2 separate regions of the Mus musculus genome follow, and region 1 is linked to region 2. A link is a contact called in ENCODE Hi-C data. All regions are on one chromosome and are shown on one strand. The core of a region is the stretch at or near the end of the contact, and the rest is flanking DNA. Distances in the headings are between cores, read along the strand shown. Region 1 has its middle 12 kb from the start of Arhgap31. Region 2 holds the start of Poglut1 (protein O-glucosyltransferase 1).

Evidence for each region. A loop is a pair of places that touch in the nucleus more often than their neighbours do.
Region 1: a map of CH12.LX shows a loop between it and region 2 (2.6-fold over the local background). The contact joins the enhancer-like site here to the promoter of Poglut1 in region 2. A Hi-C loop is called at or near these places in 16 of 37 maps with a recorded cell type or tissue (CH12.LX, Patski, adrenal gland and 4 more).

Annotation. Positions count from the first base shown.
Region 1 is chr16:38,723,119-38,726,080 of GRCm38, reverse strand. No RefSeq gene overlaps it. Among named protein-coding and RNA genes, the nearest start is that of Arhgap31, 12 kb to the right of the region's middle. Within about 2 kb of position 1,665, at least 2 of the 3 ENCODE cell types and tissues checked have a DNase peak (open chromatin) inside an H3K27ac peak, as active enhancers do; they include gastrocnemius and heart, where a contact is called at or near this core.
Region 2 is chr16:38,548,742-38,551,884 of GRCm38, reverse strand. Poglut1 (protein O-glucosyltransferase 1) reads left to right here and starts at 1,629. Exons shown (of 11, transcript NM_172380.4): 1 at 1,629-1,802; 2 at 2,452-2,542. The coding sequence starts at 1,718.

The sequences.
Region 1 (2,962 bases), core at 416-2,915, 170 kb before region 2:
GCCAGGGCTACACGGAAAAGCCCTGTCTCGAAAAACCAAAAAGAAAGGGAAAAAAAAGAAAAGAAGCTATGACCAAAGCCACTCCCAAAACACCTAGGAAAGGCATTCTCCTTCCTGTCAGGACTCTGCTCTGTGAAGGGACTCTCTTATCCTTTCTGAAAATCCCACTAGGTTCTAGCCACTTAAATATAAAGTGTATTATCTAAACTTGCATTGGAACTGAGGAAGGTATAAATAAATGAATAAAAATTAAAATGCTTAAAGCTTACGAACTGGCTCCTATGGGACTGGGCGGGGCAGGGGGAGAAGACACACATGCAAACTAGATGAGCTGCAAGAAGCAGAAGATTCACTGAGTAAAGGAAACAAACAAACAAGAACAACAACAACAACAACAAAACACAAACAAAATTTAAAAAGCACTCATCTGTGTATGTAGGACCTGTGTAGGTATAGACTAATGCGAAGGCCTTTCCAAACTCTTTTATAATACTCATACCAACTCTACGAGGTATTCCCACCATCCTTACTAAAAATGAGAACACCCCGGCTCAGCAAGGTTAGAAAATTTGCCCAATCAGATCCTGGGGCAAAAAGTCGCAGTGTCTGATCTAGAACCCAGGTCCACCTCGGAGCAGCAACCTGGGCTGGAGAGGGTCAGCTTCCACCAAGCCTCCATTACACCTGCGCATCTCCGCATCTCCACAGGAGGAAACGCAAACTCAGAGGAAAGCTGGCCTGGAAGCAGAGGAAGATTACGGGGGCGTCAAGGCCTAACAACAACTGTGTATAAGGAAAACAATTTTGTTGAAGAGGGCTATTTATAGGGATGTTTTTCCTCAGCGGTCCTTGCCCCCCTCGCCTTTCTTTTGTGTTAAAAGGCGCCTGGCAGATTGGTAAAGGGTTACAAGCAGTGTACAGGAAACCGTAGAATACAATGAACGGGGCGGGGACAAAGCCCCACCCGCCTAAGAATATCGTTTGCTCCAGTGTGGAGGGGACCCTGGAGGGAGACAGATGGGGCTCGGAGCCCGGGCTCTGAGCCTTCTATAGTTTTCTTTTTCCAAGTCTGGAGAGAGAGAGAGAGAGAGAGAGAGAGAGAGAGAGAGAGAGAGAGAGAGAGAGAGAGAGAGAGAGAGAGGCGATGTGCCCAAAAGGCGAGAGGAATCCAAATGAGGGAAGAAGTAGAGGCAACAGAACCAAACCAGGACTACAGAACTAAGTCAGAGGCAAGTTTCTACCCCGAGAACTCCCCTAATCAATGAAGAATGGGTTTCCTACTGGAAGATTCTGTCTAGTTTGAGAAATCGAAGACATAGCAAAAGAAACTATCTCAAGCATAGAGGGACCAGAAGACATCCCTAGATCCTCAGGGCAGACCTGCCAAGCTTCTGGGCCACTCTTGCCCAACAGCCCAGCCGTTGTTTTGTTTGTTTGTTTGTTTTGTTTGTTTTTTTCTCTCTCTCTCTCTCAGGGCCTTTGATCAAAGGCCTCGGGCCAAATGGATTCAAACTCAGAGTAAGAGGCTAAGGATAGGCAGACCCTGTGCTGATTCAGATGTGGGCTGTGTAGGTTCGGATGTGGGCATAATAGCAATTCAGCGGGGACTTCTGGCTCTCCTTCTGGCCTCTCAAATCTCTTCTCTGTACTTGACTAGGAAGGAAGTGTCCCGCTGCTCTTTGGCAGCCTCCGGTGCCCATGTTGGTGTGGGACAAGTAAGTTCTGTGCTCACTCAGTGTCTGAAATGCTAAAGACTCATTTAATGCCAAACTGCGCGTGGGTCAAATGTCGCAGGTTTTTATTTTGTTTTTTTGTTTTTTTAAACATCCAGGGGAACTCAGAAGAGCTCCAGACCATTTAGCTTTAAAACAAACAAACAAACAAACAAAAAACACTAACAGAGGTCAATGTAAAGATACTAGAGAGTTAGTAAAATATTGGACATTTTAACTTCTGAATTATTTGCGATGGTATATGTAGATAACCCATCTGCCATGAGTCACTTTCTACTCATTTTACAATTTATACTGTCCAAGAACATCTCTCCCTGAAAGTTCTGATACAGCCCTGCATGTGCTAGGAGGTAGGTTGAATTTTACCCAATTCTTAAGAACTTGATGTGGACACTGACTCTACCCTTCCACATCTAGACTTCTAAAGTGTGTGTGTGTGTGTGTGTGTGTGTGTGTGTGTGTGTGTGTGTGTGTGTGTGCATATGAGGGTGAGAGAGAGGATGAGAGATCATTTTTTGTTTTGTTTTTCATTTCTTTTTCATTCATTTATTCTCTCATATATTATCCCAACATCAGTTTCTCCTCCCTCCTCTGCCCCCCCATCCACCCCTCCCTCCACTGAAGAGAAACAGAAAACAGAAGGCCTCCCAGGGATAGCAAGGAATAGTAGCATATCACATGAGTGAGAGCATTTGTAACCTAGTCTTTTACTAACATTTCTCTTTCCCTCCATTCTTTCTATCCCCAGTGTCCTAATTACTTACATTTTCAGTAGGGAAAGCAAAGCAACACACATAGTCCTCACCCTGAGTAAAACAGCTCTCCAGGCCCTAAATCCAAAAGAACTAGTTAGGCAAGCACACAGACAGACGACTCCATACCACTTTTTTTTTTAAATGTATTTATTTTAAGTATGTGAGTACACTGTCACTGTCGTTAGACACACCAGAAGAGGGCATTAAATACCAGAAGAGGGCATTAGATTCCATTACAGATAGTTGTGAGACACCATGTAGCTGCTGGGGATTGAACTCAGGACCTCTGGAAGAGCAGTCAGTGTTCTTTACCACTGAGCTATCTCTCCCACCCCCTCCATTCCGATGTTGAGATGGGGGAGACCCTTTTAAATCCCTTTTCTCTCATTCTCAGCACTGCTCCCGTTTGCTCATGGAAGTCCTGTTAGAAGTAACATTGACTTTCAGAGTCATGGCGAAGGCAGGGCATTGGGT
Region 2 (3,143 bases), core at 380-2,879:
ACATTGGTATTAAAACTTTCAACTCAACCCCATCTGGGGATCCATCCCATATACAGTCACCAAACCTAGACGATATTGTGGATGCGGGGAAGTGCTTGCTGATGGAAGCCTGATATGGCTGTCTCCTGAGAGGCTCTGACAGAGCCTGACAAATACAGAGGAGGATGCTCGAAGCCAACCATTGGACTGAGCTTGAGGTCCCTGATGGAGGAGTTGGAGAAGGGACTGAAGGAGCTGAGGGGTTTTGCAGCCCTGTAGAGGGAGCAATAGTGTCAACTGGCCAGACACCCTTCCTCCACTGGAGCTCCTGGGGACTGGATGACCAACCAAAGAGTACACATGGAGGGACATATTGGTTCTGGCCGAATATGTCCCTTGTTGGCATCAGTGGGAGGAGAGACCCTTGGGCCTGAGGGTTTTCGATGCCCCAGGGTAGGGGAATGCCAGGGCAGAGGACAGGAGTGGGTGAGTGGGTGGGTAGGTTGGGGAGCACTGTCATAGAGGCCCTGGGAAGGGGGAATAGGATAGGGGGTTTCCGGAGGTGAGGGAAGACCCAGGGGAAAACATTTGAAATGTAAATAAAGAAAATATCCAATAATAATTTTAAAAAAATCAACTCAAGTCCTCTGCAAGATCAGTGTGTGCTCTAAAATACTAAGCCATCTCTCCAGTCCTTTCTGGTCTATTTTTGGATCAGTTGCTGTGAGGCTCCTGGTTTGTTGTTTGCACGTTCGAAGTTCTGAAGTTCAGTTAGTGTTTGGCAAGCTCTGGTACCTACAAACTTTAGAAGCTGAGGCAAGAGGATTATGGGTTGGAGACCAGTCTGAGCTATACTATAACACTCTATCTCAAGGATAAAAGAATGTTTTAAAAAGTTTTACTTATTATTATATCTAAGTACACTACAGCTGTCTTCAGACGCACCAGGTTGTAAGCCACCACGTGGTTGCAGGGATTTGAACTCAACACCTTTGGAAGAGCAGTCAGTGATCTTAACCGCTGAGCCATCTCTCCAGTCCAAGAATAAAAGAATTTAATGATAATGATACATAGCTTTAAAAAACGTCCAATTTGCTTTTTGTTTGTTTGTTTTTTTGAGACAGGGTTTCTCTGTATAGCCTTGGCTGTCCTGGAACTCACTCTGTAGACCAGGCTGGTCTCGAACTCAGATTTCCGCCTGCCTCTGCCTCCCAAGTGCTGGGATTAAAGGCATGCGCCACCACTGCCTGGCATCCAATTTGTTTATTGATAATCTGGTTTGGTATGGTCTTTTGCAGCCTATCACAAACCTCAGTACAAAACAAGGGCTTGTTTAACACGGCCTATTTGTGTTATATTGCTAGAAATTCCTATTATAAATGGACCTGTGCAACCTTTTGGGGACATCCGTTCAATACGATCAATAAATAAGTAGTTTGGTGTTCTGGAGTGACCTAGCCAAGGAATGATTTAACCTAAGCTCTGTGTATAGCTGAAGCACAAAACAAACTACCTCCAACCTTCGGTTTGTCACAGAACTGACCATTATTAAATGTGCCACCCGAATGGGCTTCCTGCTGCCTTATTTCCCATGCCAGGCTCCCGGAGGCCTAGGGGCGGGCTCGGCAGCCATCTTTGTGTAGGGCAGCTCCCACGTGCCGTGGCGTCCGCCGCCATCCTTCTGCTGGGCGGCGCTTCCGCCGGCGTGCGGGTGGGAATCCGCAGTGGTCTGCGGGTGATGGAGCGTCGGGCGGGCTCTCGGCTTAGGGCATGGATGCTGTTACTGCTCCTGTGCCCGGTGCAGGGCCGCCAGAAGGACTCAGGTGGGCTCCGGGCGGGGCCGAGCTTACCGCCGCGGCTCGGGGTCCGCTCGGGTCCCTGGGTGCTCGCTGTGGCCCCCGGCGCGCGGAGGATGCTGTGCGGCTGCAACGCGAGCTGGACAGCGGGCGGGGGCGAGCCTAGGTGTTTGGTGGGCCTCTTCTTCTGGTCCTGGATCCCAGAGAGTAACCCCCATCCTCCAGAATTGGGGATGGTAGGAAGAGAGGGATGTTCCCTGTTTACAGCAGAACGCTGTTCCGTGCTTCCCCAGAGGAGGGTGGGAGGCACTTGCTAGCTATTAGGACAAAACAGATGAGGGAGGATTTGAGTTTGCGTTGATTGTCTCGATGGGGTTCAGTTTGATTAGGTGAGAATCCATGTCGAAGTCCGGTGTCTCCATAACCTACTGAAGGCCAAACATTAATAGCTTGTGACTTTTCCAATTTCTTAGATACCTGATGGCGCAGGTAGAGGAACAGACTTGACTCAAGCCCCGACAAGTTACACAAAGAATCGTTCTTGGCATTTCCACTACTGGGAAAGGAAGGGGATTTCTCCAAGTGTTGGTCTTCTGTTGCTTCTGCCTGGTGCTTGGCAAATACGAATGCCAAGGGCATTTATTCTGTTAACTCTCATTTCCTTCACTTTTTGAAGGCTCAAAATGGAAAGTATTTCTTGACCAAATTAACAGGGCTTTGGAGAATTATGAACCATGTTCAAGTCAAAACTGCAGCTGCTATCACGGGTGAGTTCCTTGGTGTGTCTCTGAGAGCTGGATTCTTGTAGGGACCTTCGCTAAGTCCCTTGAGAGATCTTGATGGCAGTTATTAGTGATCTAAGCATGTCTTGAGACCTTAGATGGCTCTCGTAATGTATGGAAATGCTCTGGGATGGGAGAGGCTCGGTGTTCTCCACATTGCCTCTGTTCCCTATGGTATTTTAGCAACATGTGCTTTCTATTTCTTCTATTTCTCTTGAAAGCTTCTTAGGTCCAGAGTTCATGTCTTGTTATTATTCTCTCTGGTGCTAGTTGTCTGCAACTGCACATGAAAAGGAACGAGCATGTTTATCATCTAATCAGTATTTCCTCTTGGTTTTTATCTTTAAGGTATGCACGTTTGGGCAGGGTTAGTTCAGTACATTGAAAGCAGGCCGACTACCCCTCAGGGCAAGCCACGTAACCCCTCTGATAGTCCATCAGCTAAATAGCAGTCCTAGCTCTTCATTTTTTATTTGATCCCTCAAAGATGCTGATGATACTGAAACTCACTCTGTGCTGAAGTTGAGAAGGGATGTGATTTGCTCCCTGGTGACTGCAGCCTATGCTCCCAAGTTTGATATTTCTC